Linked DNA regions of Homo sapiens: region 2 is linked to region 1. The links are chromatin loops, found by intact Hi-C in ENCODE. Cell type or tissue: B cell. All regions are shown on one strand.

Region 1 (2,500 bases):
TTCCCTGACAAGGGATTTTCTGTTTAAACCTGAATACATTCATACAGCAACTCCCTGTGTGGTCTCCACTAACAGGGCTGAGTTGACCTTGTTAGTAGTGGGCAATGTGAAAGGCCTGACTCTCCACTAGGCCTCTTTGTTCTCCAACTCAGTAGAGGAAAGAAAGAGATTCCTTGTTATTAACAGGCAAGAGTGGAAGTCTAGACCGCCCTTTAGCCTCCACTGACACCATGGTGGGATGGGGGGATTCATTACAAGCTGGCAAACATGAAAGTTCCGGCTTCTTGTTTGGTCTCTTCTGACACCACCTCCGTTGTCATGTTGGTGCTTCATTACAGCCTTACCAAGGTGGAAGTGTAGGCTCCCACTCGGCCTTTACTGACATTGGTAGCAGTGGGGTTACAGTACTCTTGTGTGGTGTTTGGTTGGAGTAGAGTAGTTATTGTCTAAAAGCTTCACATCTTGCCAGGTTGCTCCTTTTTTAGTACTTGGCTAGAGAGAGCAGGCTTTTGTCATGGCTATTTTTGTCTGCTTCAACTCAAGTTTCTAGCTTGCCAGTTTCCTTATCTCCAAGTATGTAATAGATAAGGCAAAAAGAAAACCCAGGGAACTCACTATGGTGGTGTTCCTTAGGTCCCAAGATCTTTAGCTGGTCTGCCTCCTTCTTTCCACCTTTCAGAGTATTCTTATGTTTGTCTTCTACATAATGTCCAGGATTTTTAGTTACACATATTGGAAGGATAGAAGAAAGTAGTCTACTCTATCTTAGTGGAAGTGGAAGTGATTATCTGCATTTTGCAAAATTTTCTCCCAATATGTGACTTGTGTTTTCATGTGTTTAGCCATGCGTTTTGGAGAGCAGGTTTTTAAAACAACTCCATTGAGGTATAAGTGACATACAGTAAAGTGGCCATATTTAACTCAACAATTTGAAAACTTTTGATATCTGTATAGACCTATTAAACATCATCACAATAAAGAAAGTGAACATATTCATCTCCAAAAATGTCTCATTCTTCTTTTTAACTCCTCCATCCCTCCTACTGTTATCTGCTGTCCTACTCCTACCTTCCCTCCCATCCCCAAGCAACCTCTGTTACTATAGATTACACAATTTACTATAGATTGCACTGCTATAAATATACACTATCACTATAGATTGCTTTGCATTTTCTGAAATTTTATGTAAATTAAATTATATAGTGCACACTCTTTTCTGCCTTTTTTCATTAAACATGATTATTTTGCAATATATCAATGTTATTCCATGTACCAATAATTCATTTTGTTTTACTGCTTAGTACTATTTCATTGTATAGGTATGTTACAATTTATCCATTCACTAATTGATAAACATTTGGTTTGGCTTTCATTTTTAGGTTATTACAAACAAAGCTACTGTGAACATTCATGTACAAGTCTTTGTATAAGGATATATTTCTTTTGTCTTGGGTAAATAACTAATTATGTCATGGCTGGATTACATGGGAGGTGAATGTTTAGCATTTTCAGACACTGTCATACTCTTTCAAAATCCCCACCAGCCCTGTGTGAGTTTCAGTTCCTCCACTTAATTGACAACACTTGATTTAAATGACCTTCTTAATTTCAGTCACTTTGATAGGTTGGCAGTGGTATCTTATTATGACTTTGACTATGACTAATGATGAACATCTATTCATGTTCTAATTTATCATCCATGTATCATCATTGGTAAAATTTCTGTAAAATTATTTTGTTCATTTTTTATTAGGCTCACTTGTTTCTTATTGTTGAGTTTTAGAGTTGTTTATGTATTCTAGGTATTCTGGAAACAAGTCAGATATATGTTTCGCAAATATTTTCTTCCACTCTGTGGCTTGTTTTCTCATTCTCTTAACTATTTTCTAAAGAGTAAATGTTTTTAATTCATGGAACATAATTTATTAGAGTATTCTTTCATGAATTGTGCTTTTGGTGTCGTATCTAAGAAAATTTTGTCTAATCCAAGATCATGTAGATATTCTTCTATCTTTTCTTTTGGTAGTTGTATAGTTTTAAGTTTTACCTTTAGGTCCATGATCCATTTTAATTTTTGCATATGTGTGAGCTGTGGATTCAAGGTCATATTTTTGCATATGAACAGTCAGCCAACTCTCTCAATATCATTTGTTAGAATGTTTATCTTTTCTCCACTGCATTGCCTTTGCATCTTTATAAAGATAAAAAACAAAAATAAAACATCAGTTGTCCATATTATGTGGGTTTATTTCTGGACTTTCTATATCAGGGGTTGGCAAACTATGACCTGTCCACCAGGTCTTATCAGCTGCCTCTATTTTTAATGCCCGTGGACTAAAAATGCCTTTTACATTTTTAAATGGCTACATTTCAAATGATTATGTAAAATACCTACCTAATAGCCTCAATTTTGTTTCCTGGTCACAAAGCCTAAAGATTGATTATATGGCTCTTTAAGAAAAGTTTGCAAACTCTTGCATTACGTTGTTTCATGAATCTA
Region 2 (2,500 bases), 1.3 Mb before region 1:
TGGCTCATGCCTGTAATCCTAGCACTTCGGGAGGCCGAGGTGGATGGATTACCTGAGGTCAGGAGTTCAAGACCAGCTGGCCAACATGGCGAAACCCCATCTCTACTAAAAATGTAAAAATTAGCCAGGTGTGGTAGTGGAGATGCCTATAATCCCAGCTACTCGGGAGGCTGAGGCAGGAGAATCGTTTGAGTCTGGGGAGTGGAGGTTGCAGCAAGGAGAAATGGTGCCATTGCACTCCAGCCTGGGTAAAATAGCGAAACTCCGTCTTAAACAACAACAGCAACAAAACAAACAAACAAAATAAACGACTATGGAAAATACAAAAAGACATATAAGATATCAACTCTTGCTTTGGCAGAGTTTTAAAACTTGCAGATGAGACAAGACCAAGAAGCCTGAAACACCAGTGAAGCCATTTAATGCTTCACTGAGTGGTACTAAGTGTAAATGAAATGGAAATTCAGAGAAATGAGAGGTCGGCATAGGCTTGAGCAATAATGAAGATATGGCTTTGTAGAAGGGATGAACTTAAAATGAGCTTTGAAAAATAGATATCAGAGAAGAAAGGAGCGAGAAAAGGAGGAAAAAAGGCAAGAAAAGAGAAAGGACTATGATGGATCCAGAGAACAGAAAAGAAACTAACTTGGCTGGAGTAGAGAAATGAGGAATTGTTAGAAATAAGTACAGTGGGTGATTCTTATGAGTGCTTTGAAAGCCAGGCAGGTACGTATGAATTCAATGTGGTGGGCAGCTGGGGACAACTGAAGCATTGATGACAGTTACTATTTGGGGAGATTAGTCTGGTGGCAGCCTTCTGTGTGATGGAGTATAGGAGCAGGACAAAGCAACTCTGAGCGTTCTAATCATGACGAAGATCTTCGGGCTGTCAGACTTGTTTTGTCTTTTTTTTTTTTTTTTTTTTTTTTTAATATTTGGGCCCGATTGTTCTCCTTTTGCTATATTGCAAGGTGACTTTCATACAAATCAAAGAAAGACTCAGTTAAACATTTTAGCCCTGATCTATCAATACTTGTATTTGAAACAACTTAGAGACCCAGAAAGACCATTTAAGGGTAGATATTAGCAGAGAGATTCAACTTTAAATGCTTAACTCTGATATCACTCTTTTGGGAAGGGTTTGGGGAGGAAGAGAGGTGAGGAGATGCAATTAGTGTGACCACTAGATGTCACTGTTGCTAGGTTGCCTCAAGGTTAGATGCACAGTATTCAGTGGGCTTACAATGGAACTTTTTCAGTTCAGGAGAAAAATTTAAAATCTCTAATACTTGCAGCCAAAATGCTTCCCAACTCAGCTCTCCTCCACATCCAATCTCTGCCCGGGAGGCAAATTCAAGCTACTTACCTGAGGGTATGTTATAATTTTAAAAATAATCAGGCTGCTGTTTTTGCATTTTTGCTTCTTAATACAATTCGTTACACTGGGTTCGTAACAATTCGTTAGCACTGGGTTTTCTGAGGTACTGTAGGCAGGGCTGTGCTATTGCTTCTTTTTTTTTTTTCCTTTTTGAGACAGAGTCTTGCTCTGTCGCCCAGGCTGGAGTGCAGTGGCGCGATCTCGGCTCACTGCAAGCTCCGCCTCCCAGGTTCACGCCATTCTTCTGCCTCAGCCTCCCCAGTAGCTGGGACTACAGGCGCCCATCACCACGCCCGGCTAATTTTTTGTATTTTTAGTAGAGACGGGGTTTCACTGTGTTAGCCAGGATGGTCTCCATCTCCTGACCTCGTGATCCGCCCGCCTCGGCCTCCAAAGTGCTGAGATTACAGGAGTGAGCCACAGCGCCCGGCCGTATTGCTTCTTAAGCAGTAAACTTAGCTATAATGATGTGATGGATTTGTTCTTTTTCAAGTGATTTTGGAAATGTTTTAATCATTTAATATCTGACCAGGAGTGTTTGATTTAGTTGCACAGGTTTACTGTGACAGCAGAACTCCAGAGTTCTCTGTTCACTGTTTTAGAATGTAGCTTTTAATACAGTGGATTATTTGGAAGCCCAAAGCACACTTTCTTACGTGTTTACACAGTCCTAAATGCCACGCCATTAAATAGATTTTGGATATTTTAATTATTTTAGATGTTTAGGCTGTAGCTTATGATCTGAACATAGCATCCTATAACAACATGTTTTGTGTACATAATAGGGGCTCTTAAGTAGCACTGTATGTACCCTTTGTAAATACATGCTACATAAAATACCTTATAAAATATTTAATGACCGTCTTCTATAGTAACTGAGCTGTATTTAACCAAAATTCCTGGGGTTTCTTTCTACCCCACAAAGATACTATTTAAATTAAGGTGGTCAGAAGCTAACTGCACACTAAAATGTAAGCAAGAATTTTTTAAGCCTGCAATCTTAAGCATCTGGATTTTTTTTCCATCTCCTGCTTTCTTGGGGTAACAGAAGCATTCTAGTTCTTATTTCTATCACTGATGGTAACATCATAAAAGAGTTAAAGATAAGGATATCACAAACTA

What was found. A loop is a pair of places that touch in the nucleus more often than their neighbours do. Peaks named below come from ENCODE experiments on the same cell type or tissue, not always from the same donor. Only the 100,000 strongest peaks of a DNase experiment are listed, where the experiment ranks them.
Region 2: it touches region 1 in a loop (8-fold over the local background); 4 of 110 quality-filtered maps call a loop at or near these places.

The regions. Positions count from the first base shown.
Region 1 is chr7:95,714,541-95,717,040 of GRCh38, reverse strand. All of the region lies in intron 2 of LOC105375409 (a long non-coding RNA gene), which reads right to left. Among named protein-coding and RNA genes, the nearest start is that of DYNC1I1, 57 kb to the left of the region's middle. In B cell, no CTCF peak of the experiment used is centred here; a DNase peak (open chromatin) is centred at 1,540.
Region 2 is chr7:97,063,857-97,066,356 of GRCh38, reverse strand. No RefSeq gene overlaps it. Among named protein-coding and RNA genes, the nearest start is that of DLX5, 40 kb to the right of the region's middle. In B cell, CTCF peaks have their summits at 971 and 1,178 (motif pointing right); a DNase peak (open chromatin) is centred at 1,186.